Regions from separate parts of the Homo sapiens genome. Here region 2 is linked to region 1. A link is an interaction called in ENCODE POLR2A ChIA-PET data of the cell type or tissue named here. Cell type or tissue: HepG2. All regions are shown on one strand. Each heading gives the region's core, and the rest is flanking DNA. Links, peaks and the distances in the headings are about the cores only.

Region 1 (9,025 bases), core at 3,612-8,611:
GATTCAGACCATCCTGGCCAGCAAGGTGAAACCCCATCTCTACTAAAAACACAAAAATTAGCTGGGCGTGGTGGCGCACGCCTGTAGTCCCAGCTACTCAGGAGGCTGAGGCAGGAGAATCGCTTGAACCTGGGAGGCGGAGGTTGCGGTGAGCCAAGATTGTGCCACTGCACTCCAGCCTGGCGACAGAGCGAGACTCCGTCTCAAAAAAAAAAAAAAAAAGAAAAGAAAATATTAAATATTATTTTCATTGGGAATACTCTGTTTCACACTTCACTCTCATTCATTCTATAAATATTTATTGTTGTCTATTATATGACAGACCCTGTAGTTGATACAGTGGTGAGCAGTACAGCAATATGTGGTCTTTTCCCCTTTTTTTTTGTTTTTGTTTTTTTGAGATGGAGTTTTTCTGTTGGTCAGGCTGGAGTGCAATGGCGCAATCTCGGCTCACTGCAACCTCCGCCTCCCGGGTTCAAGCGATTCACCTGCTTCAGCCTCCCGAGTAGCTGGGATTGCAGGCACCCACCATCACGCCTGGCTAATTTTTTGTATTTTTAGTAGAGACAGGTTTTACCATGTTTGCCAGGCTGGTCGTGAATTCCTGACCTCAGGTGATGCACCCGGCCAGGATAAATTAAGAATTTAGAAAGGCAGGCCGAGCGTGTTGGCTCACGCCAGTAATCCCAGCATTTTGGGAGGCTGAGGCAGGCGCATCACCTGAGGTTGTGAGTTCAAGACCAGCCTGACCAACATGGAGAAACCGCATCTCTACTAAAAATACAAAAAATTAGCCGGGCGTGGTGGCGCATGCCTGTAATCCCAGCTACTCGGGAGGCTGCGGCAGGAGAATCTCTTGAACCCGGGAGGCAGAGGTTGTGGTGAGCTGTGATTGCGCCATTGCACTCTAGCCTAGGCAACAAGAGCGAAACTCCGTCTCAAAAAAAAAAAAAAAAGAATTTAGAAAGGATATTTAAGGCAGCTTGTGTATTAAGTAGACTTTTCTTGGTGTGTTGTTTGATATGAACAGTATCAGTGTGACATGTGGAAGACTAGGATGTAATCGTGGACTTTCCTAATCCCAAGCAACCAGCAGGTTTTTTCAAAGAATAGAATATTGGAACAATACTTTATCTGAGCCTCTGGCATGTACCCAAACAGAGATTTTTTCCCGTTTTAGGGCTAATTTATAGCCAATAGTGCGACTATGTGAAGCATGACTAGAATACCAGCTTAAATTTTAAAAATTACATTTAAAATAGCAGGAAGGTAACAATTTAGAAACTGTAGAAGGTTTAAGACAAAACAGATTCATAGTTACAAAATATAAATTTGCAAGAAGATACTTTTTTTTTTTTTTTACGGGAGTTTTGCTCTTGTTGCCCGGGCTGGATTGCAGTAGCATGATCTCGGCTCACTGCAACCTCCATCTCCCAGATTCAAGCGATTCTCCTGCCTCAGCGTCCTGAGTAGCTGGGATTACAGGCATTCGCCACCACGTCCAGCTAATTTTCTTTTTTTTTTTTTAACTTCAATTTTTAATTTTTATTTTTTGAGTCAGAGTCTCATTTTGTCACCCAGGCTGGAGTGCAATGGTGCAATCATGTCTTACTGCAGCCTTAATCTCCTGGGCCCAAGTGATCCTCCCTCCTCAGCTCCCTGAGTAGCTGGGAGCACATGTGTGCACTACCATGCCCAGCTAGTTTTTAAATTTTTTGTAGAGATGAGGTCTCACTCTGTTGCCCAGGCTGGTCTTGAACTCCTGAGTTCAAGCGATCCTCCTGTCTTTTCTCCTAAAGTTCTGGGATTAACAGGCGCGAGCCACCGCACCTGGCCAAAAAGATAGGTTTCAATATGTAATGAAATCTTTGGTTTATTGCTCAATAAGTTCTTTTTGTTTTTGTTTTTTTTTTGAGATGGAGTCTTGCTCTGTCACCCAGGTTGGAGTGCAGTGGTGTGATCTCGGCTCACTGCAACCTCTGCCTCCCAGGATCAAGCGATTCTTGTGCCTCAGCCTCCCAAGTAGCTGGGACTACAGGCATGCACCACCACCTACTCTTCATTTTAAATGTATCTCTTCAAAGTTTTGTATTTATGAAATTCTGAATTTTGTCTCATTAGTGGAAATATTAGGTATATGTTTATCAGAAATTTATAATATAGAGGCATATAAGTAAATGAAGGTTTTTTTCTTTTTTTGAGACAAAGTCTCACTCTGTCGCCCAGCCTGGAGTGCAGGGACAAAATCTCGGCTCACTGCAACCTCTGCCTCCTGGGTTCAAGCAATTCCCTGCCTCAGCCTCCCGAGTAGCTGGGATTATAGGCACCTGCCACCATTCCTGGCTAATTTTTGTAGTTTTAGTTGAGACAGGGTTTCACCATCTTGGCCAGGCTGGTCTTGAACTCCTGACCTTGTGATCCACCTGCCTCGGCCTCCCAAAGTGCTGGGATTACAGATGTGAGCCATCATGCCCAGCCAAAACTTCTTATAATAGTACTTTTTAGCTTATGGCACCCTGCAGAGAGTTAGTTCAGGAGCTGTATGGTTGTTACTGAGATGTATTTTGTTGTTTTTCATCCTTTTATAACGAAGAACAATTGCTATTCGACAGAGCTGTAGTGTGACTATGATTAAGAATAATCTATTAATTTCAAAATAGTTAGAATAATTTGAATGTTTTCAGCATAAAGAAAAGATAAATAGTCTGGGTGCGGTGGCTGATGCCTGTAATCCCAGCACTTTGGGAGCTGAGGTGGGTGGATCATTTGAGGCCAGGAGTTCGAGACCAGCCTGGCCAACAGAGTGAAACACTGTCTCTACTGAAAATACAAAAAATTAGCTGGGCATGGTGGTGTGCCTATAATCCCAGCTACTTGGGAGCTTGGGAGGCTGAGGCATGAGAATTGCTTGAACCCGGGAGGCAGAGGTTACAGTGAGCTGAGATTACACCACTGCACTCCAGCCTGGGCGACAGAGCAAATGTCCCAAAAAAAAAAAAAAAAAAAACTGGAAAAATATATACATCTATTATGTATCAATAAAAATAAGTAAAATAAGGGTTTGGTGGTAGTGCCTGTAATCCCAGCTACTTAAGAGGCTGAGGCTGGAGGATCTCTTGAGCCCAGGAGTTCAAGTCCAGCCTAGGCAACATAGTGAGACCCCAACTCAAAAAAAAAAATAGGTAAAATAAAATAGTAAAAAAGTGTGGAGGAGAAAAGATAAGCAGTTGCTAAATTGGTGAGTCTGATTTAGCACTTCTTTCTTGTACTTTGATGAGATTAGGGGACATTAAGTAGAAATGTACTTTTTTTATATTTGAGTGAAGTATTTTTGATTTCTGAAAATTTTTTCTCTAAATATTGCATTCTTATGTAGGAAATTCAATATATATGTATATGTAATACATATGCACATGCAGAAGTATAAAGAAGCAAGTGAGGACTTGTTAAATTTTGGTCTTTTTCTTTTAATACTGTTGTGTCTTATACAAAAGGTTTGTTAGAATATAGTAATAAAAATTCTGCTAAAGTGTATTTAAAAAGTGTATTTTTTTGTTGTTTCTTTTGAACAGGTGACTCATTTTTCTATTGTCCTGACCGCCAAAGATTTTAACCCAGAGAAGTATGCTGCCTTCACTAGGATATTGTGTAGGTCTGTATAAAAATTGTATTAAATGCTAATATACAAAATGAAGACCTTAGTATAGTTACATAGCAGATTTCTACACTGAGAAAGCAAAGTTCAGCCTTGTGTCTCCCCAGCATAATCTTTAGTAGCCCTTCACAGACTGTAAAGACGGCCTTTCTCTTTTGCTCTGTTGATACTTCTCTTATTTGGGTAAATGATCTAGGGGAAGAGAAGGAGCAGTTTTATAGCTATTGTAGCTCCTGGGTGTTTTGAATCACTTCCTACTTTTGATCTGTTACTTCTGTTCACTTCCAGTCTAGAATTCCCTTAGTAGGTTGGATAAGTTAAGGGCCTTATGACATGGTAAACTGGTTCGTATGTGTCAAGGTCTGTGTGTACAGTCATTTTGGGGAAAGAATTATGCCGAAGCACAATAACACATTTCTTAGCTGGAATGCTGAGAAGCTAGGGAATTCTGATTAACTGGTTAGTCACGATTCAGCTAGACTCTTTTAGTTTCATCTCCATTGTTGAAAAATTTATCTAAAATATACCAGTCTATTTTCTTTTCTTTTTCTTTTTCTTTTTCTTTTTTTTTTTTTTTTTGAGACAGGGTCTCACTCTGTTGCTCAGACTGGAGTGCAGCGGCTTCATCATGGCTCACTGCAGTCTTGACCTCCCAGGACTCAGGTGATCCTCCCACCTCAGCCTCCCATGTAGCAAGGACTGCAGGTGCGCACTTCCATGCCTAGCCAATTTTTTATATTTTTTGTAGAGACAGGGTTTCACCATGTTGCCCAGGCTGGTTTCAAACTCCTGAGCTCAAGTGATCTGCTCATGTTGGCCTCCCAAAGTGCTGGGATTATAGGCGTGATGAAACTCTTTTTTTATGTGTTAAAGATATTAGCTCTTTCTTAATGATGAAGGCTTTTGCAGAGTTTTATTTATTATGTTTTTTTTTTTGAGACAGAGTCTCCCTTTGTTGCCCAAGCTGGAGTGCAGTGGGGCGATCTTGGCTCACTGCAACCTCTGCCTCCTGGGTTCAAGCGATTCTCTTGCCTCAGCCTCCCGAGTAACTGAGATTACAGGTGGGTGCCACCACGCCCAGCTAATTTTTTGTATTTTTAGTAGAGAGGGGGTTTTGTCATGTTGGCCAGGCTGGTCTTGAACTCCTGACCTCAAGTGATCCGCCCGCCTTGGCCTCCCAAAGTGCTGGGATTATAGGCGTGAGCCACCGCACCCTGCCTTGCAGGGTTTTAGTCGTGATTTTTTTTTTTTTTTTCTGGTTGTTGTCTTTTTTTTAGCGACACGGTCTTGCTCTTTTGCCTAGCTTGGAGTGCAGTGGCATGATCATAGCTCACTGTAACCTTGAACTCCTGGGCTGAAGCAGTCCTCTCACCTCAGCCTCCCAAGTAGTTAGGACTACAGGTGTGTGCCACTGCTCCTGGCTAATTAAAAAATATATATATATTTTGTAGAAAGGTGGTCTTACTATGTTGCCCAGGCTGGTCTTGAACTCCTGGGGTCAAGTGATCCTCTGCCTTGGCTTTTCAAAGCGCTGAGATTACAAACGTGAGCCACTGCACCTAGCCCTTTAAAAAAAAAAATGTTGTTACTAGATAGAATTATAATTCTAGGTGTCATGTTACCGTCAGGCTTTTCCCTAATACAGAGATTTTTGGGGGCACTGAGGGTGAAGGGAATTGTTTTTGTTTTATAAGCCTAATAAATGGTAGGCTTTTGGCTATTTTTGTGCGTGAATGTATATACACACACCAAAAGAAGCAAAAAAAAAAAAAGAGAAAAACTCTATCATAAGACTATCTTCTCATTACCTAAGGGTTTCAGTTAGATTATATCTTGGCTAAATGAGATTTCACCATTTTTGCAACCAGCCAGAATAAAAAAGCTTCCTACTCTCATAAGAACCAGGTGAATGTCTCACTGTGGATAAACAGTTGTCTGCTAATGTGGCACTTACACAAAGGGAGATTATTATTGCCAGAAAAGACGCTATCCAGAAGCCATAAACTAAAAACACTACAGAGGTATTTTTGAACAAACATTGGACTCCCATTTCATTTGGTTGAGTCAGGGTTATGTTGCTCAACTGAATTCACTGGGAAATATTCTGGAGTCCAAAAGGCAAGGTTGCTTCAGACCCCACTTCCTGCCCAGAAGGAGGCCCAGAGGGTTTCTCAGCTTGTGCAGTGCGTGGCATTGTAGTATCCTGGATTTCTTCTCCCGTCACAGTGCAAGAGAAGTGAGGACTCGGAGCTACTGCCAGCCGCCTCCTCTGCTTCCTGCCCCTTCATGCAGCACTATGCTCACTCTTGCATGTATGCACATCCAAGTATTTGCACACACACACACACACACACACACAGGTCTGTGTGTACATGCACACACTCATAGGCAAAGACTTCTTTTCTTCATGACAGTTTAACATGGAGTTGCCTCCCTCCATTTCTGGTGAGGAGCAGGCAGGCGTGCCTTCCACACACAGCTTGCTGCTCACAGTGGCAGCAGAAGCCCGCAGGAGGGAACCTCATTCCCTATGTGGCTGCAGGTTCACTGCTGTGGTCCTCTTCAGCCTCTAGTCGCTTGCTGCTAGTGGCCCTGCTAGAGAACCGGGGTTTCATGCACACTTGCAGTCAGCTGTACAGGCCTCGATGTGTGGCAGCCTATGGATGTCTATCTGAACAAGGTGCTTGGGGTCGCACTGTGGGCTTTTCCTGTGGAGTGGTTTTGGGGGGATTTCCCCCTCTGTTTTATCTCTCCTGGCCCAGGGTTGTCATGTAGGAAGTCATCTTATCCTACCAACCTTATGTTTCTCTTCTCTATTACTGTGTATTGTTTCTATTTTATAATTTTTTTTTTTTTGAGATAGAGTTTCACTCTGTCACCCAGGCTGGAATGCAGTGGCGCCACCTCGGCTCACTACCACCTCCAACTCATGGGTTTAAGTGATTCTTGTGCTGCAGCCTCCCAAGTAGTGGGAATTACAGGTGCACACCACCACACCTGGCTAATTTTTATATTTTTAGTAGAGACGGGGTTTCACCATGTTCACCAGGCTTGTCTGGAACTCCTGGCCTAAAGTGAGCCTCTTGCCTCGGCCTCCTAGAGTGTAGAGATTATAAGCATGAGCCACAGTGCTTGGCCTCTATTTTAGAAAGCTAATGGCATTTTGGTTTTTTGTTGTTGGTAGTAATAAAGCACATTTAGAAACACAGGAGAATATGCAGTGAAAACTGAGCTGCCGCCTCCTCCTGTTCCCAGACTCCAGTTCTACCTCCTGATCCCCACCCCACACAACTCCCGTGACCTCCTTCTTTATATCCTATCAGAGAAGTTTTTCTCCCTGTGTGAGCCTGTGTGTGAGTTCCTGGGTTTGAATGTATTTTACATGTGTGAAAGCTCACCACATTCATTGTTCTCTACTTTTTTTCCGTCAAGTTGTGAATTGAATTGGTAATTTTTTTTTTTTTTTTTTTTTTTGAGACGGAGTCTCGCTCTGTCGCCCAGGCTGGAGTGCAGTGGCGGGATCTCGGCTCACTGCAAGCTCCGCCTCCCGGGTTCACGCCATTCTCCTGCCTCAGCCTCCCAAGTAGCTGGGACGACAGGCGCCCGCCACTACGCCCGGCTAATTTTTTTTGTATTTTTAGTAGAGACGGGGTTTCACCGTTTTAGCCGGGATGGTCTCGATCTCCTGACCTCGTGATCCGCCCGCCTCGGCCTCCCAAAGTGCTGGAATTGGTAATTTTTAAAAAAACACTGATGATTGACAAAAGTTGGCAAGCAGTTAAAACACTTGCTTTTTTCATTTAGTCTATGATAAATATAATTTTCAAGTGATCTTTTTTTTTTTTTTTTTGAGACGGAATCTCGCTCTGTTGCCCAGGCTGGAGTGCAGTGGTGTGATCTTGACTCACTGCAACCTCCTCTTCCTGGGTTCAAGCAATTCTTCTGCCTCAGCCTCCCAAGTAGCTGGGATTACAGGTGTGAGCCACCAGGCCCAGCTAATTTTTATATTTTTAGTAGAGACAGCGTTTCACCGTGTTGCCCGGGCTGGTCTCTAACTCCTGGCCTCAAGTGATCCGCCCACCTTGGCCTCCCAAAGTGCCGTGATTACAGGCATGAGTCACTGTGCCCGGCCCTCAAGTGATCTGTCTTAAATATGTTTTATTTTCTTCCCGATTTTCTATCCCACCAGCTCCTGAAAGGCCCAAATAGACCCAGTCATGTTTCTCAAGCAAAATTTAATTTTAGTTGCTCACAGGAAGAGATTTCAAGGGGAAGAGACGGATTCCACATGTGAGCTATAAATGCAGCCAGTTTCCTGTCAGCATTTTCTAGAAGCTTTAACTTGACGATGAATGTCTAATGTGCATTTATCACCAGAAACCTAAAGGAGTTTTGATTTCTTAATTATCTAAATATAGCTACCTCTGGGAACTCATTTAATAATAAGTATGGGTTCTACAACTAATTACTGGTTTCTCTGTGAACAGTGCGTAAAACTCCTTTCTCGTCAAAGGAAATCTCAGTGATAAAACAGAGTTGTATGACTGAGAACCCCAGTTGTGAATGTAAGACACAGGATAAGTGCACAACATTCTTGAGAATCCTGGGACCTCAGGAAGTTCGTACTTCATTCTCCTGCCTTAGTACAACAAGGGGCTCCCAGATGTAAGGAGATGGCTGAGTCCAAAGAATTGTTGAAGGTCTCTCAAGCTTTTTCTTTTCTTTCTTTCTTTCTTTTTTTTTTTTTTTTTTTTTGAGACAGAATCTTGCTCTGTTGACCAGGCTGGAATGCAGTGGTGCAATCTCGGCTCATTGTAACCTCTGCCTCCCTGGTTCAAGCGACAATCCTGCCTCAGCCTCCTGAGTAGCTGGGATTACAGGCATGTACTGCCACACCTGGCTAATTTTTTTTTTTTTTTGGTATTTTTAGTAGAGGTGAGGTTTTGCCATGTTGGCCAGGCTGGTCTCCAACTTCTGACCTCAGGTGATTCGCCTGCTTTGCCCTCCCAAAGTGCTAGGATTACAGGCATGAGCCACTGCGCCCGGCTGCTTTTTCTTTGAAATATATTTTTAATTTAGAGAGAAATGATGCTACTTGAAAGTAATACTACTTTCTACATGAAAAGATTCAAGCATTCAGGCCAAGCGCAGTAACTCAGCAGTAAGTGCAGTAAGTGCAGCTGTAATCCCAGCACTTTAGGAGGCTGAGGTGGGCGGATTACCTGAGGTCAGGAGTTTGAGACCAGCCTGGCCAACATGGTGAGACCCCGACTCTACTAAAATTACAAAACTTAGCAGGGTGTGGTGGTGCACACCTGTAATCCCAGGTACTCGGGAGGCTGAGGCAGGAAAAACACTTGAACCCAGGAG
Region 2 (7,598 bases), core at 2,509-7,508, 58 kb after region 1:
TTATAATTTCAAAATGCAATCCCTGGATTTGATAAATATCCTTTATAATCGATTACACTAATCAATATCTAGAAATATACATAGACAAAGTTAGCTAATGAATAAAATAAGTAAAATGACTACATAAACTCAATTTCAGGGATGAGGGATCATGCATGATCAGTTAAGTCACTCTGCCACTTTTTAAAATAATACGATTCACATTTGCTTCAATCACATAAACATTCATTGCAGGAGTTACACGGCTAATCATTGAAAATTATGATCTTTGTTAGCTTAAAAGAAAATTCAGTTTAATACAAAGACATTCAAGATGAAAATTTCAGGACCGTTGATCAGAAGCTTTCAATGTGTGTTGCTCTACTTTATTATAGGCAAGATTCAAGTAAGGCTAAGAAAGAAGAGTGTTTCCATTGAGACATGATCTAAGAATAGCCTTCTATAGAGGCAAATTATGTTCTGTAGAAACTAGCTAGCCAGCCACCAAGATGTTACCAATAAAGGATTCCTTGTACTAGCAACTAACCATGTTTAAAAGGTCTTAGCCAGAATTACAAAAACAAAACATTTAGAGTAATACTTATGAATACAAGCATAATTGGTTCCTTGCCTTCTACAAATAACCATCTTGAAAATGATAAAAGCAGGTTTCAACTGTGGTTCTTCTCTCAGTTGAGAAGGTGCAGATACACATGGGTGATCTACTGATTTACCTTCTGAAAGTACTCTTTGGAAGCAGCTGGACTTGGCTTGATCTGAAAATACAAAAGCTTAATTAGGTAACTGTGACTTTACCATAATAATAGTCCCAAAAGTGAGTGGCAATCTCCCAATTTTTAACCTAAAGTTCTTTAAACTTTTAAAGATTTCCTTTAAAACATAAAGATGAAAGTTTCATTAAGGCCTGCCTGTCTCTAGGCCGGGCACGGTGGCTCACGCCGGTAATCCCAGCACTTTGGGAGGCCAAGGCGGGTGGATCACGAGGTCAGGAGATCCAGACCATCCTGGCTAACACGGTGAAACCCCGTCTCTACTAAAATTCAAAAAATTAGCCGTGGTGGTGGGCGCCCTGTAGTCCCAGCTACTCAGGAGGCTGAGGCAGGACAATGGCGTGAACCCAGGAGGCGGAGCTTGCAGTGAGCTGAGAGAGCGCCACTGCACTCCAGCCTGGGCGAGAGCAAGACTCCGTCTCAAAAAAAAAAAAAAAGGCCTGCCTGTCTCTGATAATTGGTTCCTGGCTCCCCACCCCACCCCCTCTACCCCACAGCAGCTTCACCCATTTGCATATCATCTGCACGCTTGCTTCAAGAGTGGGCTCCCTTTTGTGGATATTTCAGGTCAATAGCTCTCGAGGCTGAGAGAACATGGACCTCACTGCTTTTGGGGAAAAAAACCTACCGTAGGAGAATCCGGTGTCCAGTTCGCTGGGCAGACTTCTCCATGTGTTTCTACATACTGGAACGCCTTCACCAAGCGGAGGGTTTCTTCCACGCTTCGGCCCACTGGGAGATCGTTGACGCTCAAATGCTTGATGACTCCATTGGGGTCAATTATGAAGAGACCTCTGCATGATCATTTATCCTCATCAGTGCCTCAACAGTACCAGAACTAGAACAGTCTAACTTCTTCCCTTTTAGGTCTTTAATTCTCCTTTTAATAAAATATTTATTAAGCGTAATCATATGCTTAAAGGTGGGGTTTTCACTGTTGTGCAAAAAACTTATCATCTCTTACTGATGACAGATGCTTTAACAAAGGCAGTACTGGACCAGGTCACCATAAAACATGCAGTATGGTCACACTTACAAGTTCACATAGTGCCCTGAATGTTACACAGTATCGGAAAGTCACTGAACTAGAGAGAGCAAAGACTATTAGTGACTTGGCAAGCATTCTTTGAGCTGCTGTATCACATCTTGGCAAGAAACTTATAGGCAAATGGGAAGAGACAGAGGTGTATTTTATCTAGGTTCAACAACTGTTTATTATGAATGAATTATTGGGTAAATGGGGGGAAATCCCACGGGAAAAATCTTCATAGAAAGAATGTACAGGCTCTAAGTCTATGCAAAACAGAAAACCATGCCCATCACTTTTAATCATGTAGCAGCATGTAATGAGATGAACCACGCTACCACAGTGGTCTGTGTTTATCTTCTGTGTTGGTGTTACTGTGACAGATGCAGATATGTTTAGCCTAGAAGTTTTTTTGGTTGTTTGGTTTAAATATAGGGTCTCACTGTATTGCCCACGCTGGAGTGCAGTGCTCTTCTCAGGTGTGATCACAGCAGGCTGCAGCCTCGAACTTCTGGCTCAACTGATCCTCCCACCTCAGACTCCCAAGTAGCGTGACTATAGGTGTGTGTCACTGTGTCCGGTTATTTAACCTACAGGTTTTAACAGTCTGTCTTAAAAGGATGTGGAAATTTCAGGTATCAATCACTCATGGAAAAGGCAGGTTAGAGAAAACTCAGGATAAAAGATGCTTCTCCCTCCCTGGGTCAGGCACTGGGAGCCTGGGGTTTGAGGTGAAACTGTTCCCAGAGGGTGCAGCCAGCTGAAGTCCACCAATAGAAGGTGAGGCAGAGCTGGGACAGAGCAGGGCCCATAGACTCCCAAAAGTCTTTATCTTATAAGCCAGACTCAGCTTCTCTCTCTTGTTAATCTCAATATTAAAACGGGTACAGAGGTAACTGCAAAATTAGTGAGTTCTCATAGGGAAAGGGACCGTAGGAGAAAAATAGCCAGTACCCTTTCTCTGGCCATTGACAATTCTGAAAGACCTAGGCATTCGTTTGATAATCTCTTTAAAGTTTAAAAAAAAAAAAATGGTCTGCCAGGTGCGGTGGCTCATGCCTGTAATCCCAGCACTTTTGAGAGGCCGAGGCAGGCAGATCACGAAGTCAAGAGTTTTGAGACCAGCCTGGCCAACACGATGAAACCCCATCTCTACTAAGAATACAAAAATTGGCCGGGCGTGGTGGCGTGTGCCTGTAATCCCAGCTACTCGGGAGGCTGAGGCAGGAGAACTGCTTGAACCCGGGAGGTGGAGGTTGCAGTGAGCCGAGATCACGCCACTGCACTCCAGCCTGGGCGATAAAGCAAGACACCGTCTCGAAAAGAAAAGAAAAAAAAAAAAAGAGAGGAAAAAAAGGCCCAAACTCTAAGATGCCACTCAGCGCTAAAACCCAAGGTGTAACCCAAGAAAGAGCAGGCCAGAGGTCACCTACAAGACAGGCAGGTGAGCTGGCTTTGTTTGTTTGTTTGTTTGTTTGCTTTTGAGACAGAGTCTTGCTCTGTCGCCCAGGCTGGAGTGCAGTGGTGCGATCTCAGCTCACTGCAAGCTCCACCTCCCAGGTTCACGCCATTCTCCTGCCTCAGCCTCCCGAGTAGCTGGGACTACAGGCGCCCACCACCACGCCCAGCTAATTTTTTGTATTTTTAGTAGAGACGGGGTTTCACCATGTTGACCAGGATGGTCTCGATCTCTTGACCTCGTGATCCACCTGCCTCGGCCTCCCAAAGTGCTGGCATTACAGGCCTGAGCCACCGCGCCCGGCCAGGTGAGCTGGCTTTAAGCTGACCAGCCCCCAGCAAAACTGTGAGGCACAGCACATCAAAGGGGGATCCCCTCTCTTCCTTCCTGGAGGTCAAGTTCTGCCCTATCCCTCCTTCACTCCTATTCTCAGCAGACTTCAAGATGCCAATTCTAAGACCCAAGTTCTCATCCCTCCCAGGAAGGTTATGTTTGAATGTGGGGCTGCTGAGGACTGAAAGCTTTTCACACTCAAAGGAATAAAGGTTTAATAAGGGACTGAATACAGATAGAAATGATGTTCTGGGGCAGAAATCCTAACAACTGCTGCCAGTAACTATGCTAAAAACTCTAGCTGTGTCACTATTTAATCCTCACACCCACCTGTGACGTACCACCTCATTTTAGTTATGGGAAAACTGGGGCTCAACAAGGTTAAATCAAATCAGTTGCCCAAAGTCACACAGCTATTAAGTAGCTGAGTTAAAAAAAAGAAAAACTCAAACCAAGGATTGTTTGGTTCCAGGGCTGAAGATGGTCACCATTCCAAGAGACTACCTCTTACCCTGCTAGTCCCCCCTTCTGCAGAGTCTGATGGCTTCAATGTCAGGTGTGTGTCCCCATGGAAGTGGCTCCCACATAGTTAGGGAGTATGGAGCAGTGTGGCCTCAAGACGCAGCCAGCCTTCTTCAGAAAGAGACCCAAGGTGGTGGAGGGGACATGCATGTCTCAGCATTTCTGAGAGACCGCCAACCCTTGCAGGAGGCATTTCATCAGTGTTTATTAAAGACTAAAATTAAGGATTGATTATTATAAATTTTAATTCTTTTTAATATAATAGGGATGAGGTCTCACTATGTTGCCCAGGCTGGTCTTGAACTTCTGAACTCAAGTGATCTTCCCGCCTTGGCCTCCCAAAGTGCTACGATTACAGGCATGAGCCACCATGCCCAGCCAGGATCTTCTGGTTTTAAAAATGCTTTACCAAGGTCTACATAAATCCCCTAAGAAGCAGAATGATACTAAACATGAAAAATAATCTTAAGTTCATCAGAAACAGGATCTTACCTTAGTGCAAGACCAGAACCTTCTAACAGCACACCGTAGTCTCGGGAAATCTGCTTAGTTAAGTCTGACAAGAGTGCGATGTTCATGTGGCCCAAACCACCATTCTAATCAAAATGCAAACATGACTGTTAGAATGTGTGGCCTCACAACATTCTTGACCACGTACCACAATGTTTGAGACCAACAGTAACGGCGATAGGTAACAGTAATTCAACAACGGGCCAAGCACTGCTTACTCTATTAACCTACTGCCTCCTCGAAACCACCCTGGAGAAGACACTATCAAAATGAGGAAACTGAGGCAAGAAAAACCTAAGTAACTTGTTCCAGGTCACAGCTAGAAAGGAGCAGAAGGAAGATTTACACCCGGCTAATACTATAGACCTTTTCCAATTTTTTTTTTAAGACACAGAGTCTCGCTGTCACCAGGCTGGAATGCAGTGATGCAATCACAGCTCACAGCAGCCTCAAACTCCTGGGCTCATGCAATCATCCTACCCCAGTCTCCTGAGTAGCTGGGACTACAGATGCTTTTTCTAATTCTTTATTATTTTATTTATTTATTTATTTATTTTGAGATGGAGTCTCGCTCTGTCGCCCAGGCTGGAGTGCAGTGGTGCGATCTTGGCTCATGGCAACCACCGCCTCCTGGGTTCAAGCGATTCTCCTGCCTCAGCCTCCCGAGTAGCTGGGACTACAGGCGCCCACCACCACACTTGGCTAATTTTTTTTATTTTTAGTAGAGATGGGGTTTCACCGTGTTAGCCAGGATGGTCTCGATCTCCTGACTTTGTGATCCACCTGTCTCGGCCTCTCAAAGTGCTGGGATTACAGGCGTGAGCCATCACGCCCGGCTGCTTTTTCTAATTCTTAAAGCATTCTTTTAAAGGCTAATTTTCTCAAACATAGACATGGAAGAGTAATAATAAAAAAAATACCTTGAGTAGGCCAGGTGTGGTGGCTCATGCCTGTAATTCCGGCACTTTGGGAGGCCAAGGTGGGCGGATCACCTGAGGTCAGGAGTTCGAGACCAGCGTGACCAACATGGAGACACCCCGTCTCTACTAAAAATACAAAATTAGCCAGGGGTGGTGACACATGCCTGTAATCCCAGCTACTCGGGAAGCTGAGGTAGGAGAATCGCTTGAACCCAGGTGGCGGAGGTTGCAGTGAGCTGAGATTGTGCCATTGCACTCCAGCCTGGGCAACAAGAGTGAAGCTCCGTCTCAAAAAAAAAAAAAAAAAAAAACCCAACCCTTGCGTAATTTGATCTTGATAGTCCAGCAGCATAGCTAGAAATTTAGATTCTTCCAAGCAAGTTTATAAGAGCAAAAGCTAGGGGTACAATGCCATACCTTTCTTGGTGTATTTATCCAGGCAAGATGGCTAAAGTGGGAATCCACTGAGACTGCGACAACTTCACAGTTCACGTCGTGAAATTCGTTAGCTTTGTCACTAAAAGCAACAATTTCTGTAGGACACACAAAGGTGCTGGAAAAAAAGGATAGAAATTCTCATTAGAGCATTTAAAAACAAGGATTTTAACAATTAGTGGTCTAACAACTAGTTCAACTTGCTAAGGGTAAAAAAGGCAAAATGGTTTACCATCCTCACTGGACTATAGTGTTGTGCTGGCAAAAGTACTACTACCTCCCCTCACCTTTTTATTTTTAGGAATTGTATCAAAAAATGGGGAAAGGGAACACATATTTTAAGAAAAAAAAATTACAGTTCAATAAAGTTGCTTTTTGAAAAAAATCATTTTATTATGCCTACTTTTCTCATTTTTCCCCAGACCAGTGAAAACTTTTTCATAGACTGGCTTAGGGAAGCAGTGCTCCAGAGCACAGAGGTGTACTATAAAGAAAGCTGTCCTACCCCACCCCCGAAGTTTATCACTTGTAAACAAGCTACAGATCCCAGCTGTAATCAACAAGGCCATCAGTGATAAAGGGTCAGAAAGAATCCTTCCTTTCACAAGGGTATCTAGGGATAGACAATTCAGTGTGGGAACAGGATATGTGCTTGCTCTCAGAATGACACGAAAGCATCATAGAAATTACACTTACAAATCCAAAGGATAGAAGAAAAGCACCAAATATTTCCCCTTAAAGTCATCAAGGCTTAGGTCTTTGAACTCTCCATTGACAACGGCTGTACCCTTAAAATAGGGTGCATGCTGGGTGACAGCAGGTGCATGGCATGAGGAACCTGAAAAAAAACCCACACTCATATGGAGTTCATCATTTGCTATGTCAAGCACCTATGATTTTATTTAAACTTCTCATAATTAATTAGTAGTATAAAGTGCTTAGTATAAATCAAAACATTCGGTTCAACTGTACATCTTAGGCACAGTCATCCTTTGCCACCTGTGGGGGGATTGGTTCTAGGATATCGAAATCTACAGATGCTCAAGTCTCTTACATAAAGTGGTGATTTGCATATAATCCACACACACCCTCCAGTATACTTAAATCATCTCTAGATTACTCATAATACCTAATACGACGTAAATGCTACGTAAATAGTCGTTAAGCTGTATTGTTTAGGGAATGACAAGAAAAAAAGACTTTGTGTTCAGTATAGACACAACCATCCATTTTTCCCTCCCAATATTTTCGATTCAACCAACCACAGATGCAGAATCCAGATACAGAGGGCCAACTGTAATTTCTCCTTCTATAGTTTTAGATTGTGCACAAATTCAATTCCAACTGCTACAGAAACTAAAAAGAGGAAGACAAAGTAGGGATAGAATTAAGGAAGACATGAGACTAGAGATGGATTTTAAATATGGTTCAGATTTTGTCAAGTCTAGATGGGATGGGGCAGATGGCATGTAGGAAACAGCAGGAAGGAAGACAGGACATGTGTGTGGAGCAGCGTGTGGCAGTCTAATGAGAACAGAGAGTGTCTAAGGGTACGGAGTGAAGAGCAGGCAGCAGGCAGGAATGGTTGAAGGCCATGTTGCAACAGTCCTTAAATACTAGGC

What was found. ChIA-PET counts read pairs that join two places held together with the same protein. Peaks named below come from ENCODE experiments on the same cell type or tissue, not always from the same donor. Only the 100,000 strongest peaks of a DNase experiment are listed, where the experiment ranks them.
Region 2: POLR2A ChIA-PET joins it to region 1 with 8 read pairs; 20 of 35 experiments call an interaction of 5 or more read pairs at or near these places.

The regions. Positions count from the first base shown.
Region 1 is chr10:119,108,277-119,117,301 of GRCh38, forward strand. It overlaps DENND10 (DENN domain containing 10), which reads left to right. Exons shown (of 9, transcript NM_207009.4): 3 at 3,573-3,652. Among named protein-coding and RNA genes, the nearest start is that of DENND10, 8.7 kb to the left of the region's middle. In HepG2, for the core only: no CTCF peak of the experiment used is centred there; DNase peaks (open chromatin) are centred at 5,755 and 8,485; H3K4me3 peaks cover 444 bases.
Region 2 is chr10:119,167,779-119,175,376 of GRCh38, forward strand. PRDX3 (peroxiredoxin 3) reads right to left here. Exons shown (of 7, transcript NM_006793.5): 3 at 6,673-6,814; 4 at 5,959-6,094; 5 at 4,604-4,707; 6 at 1,399-1,564; 7 at 1-755. The coding sequence ends at 702. Among named protein-coding and RNA genes, the nearest start is that of SFXN4, 5.9 kb to the left of the region's middle. In HepG2, for the core only: no CTCF peak of the experiment used is centred there; a DNase peak (open chromatin) is centred at 5,063.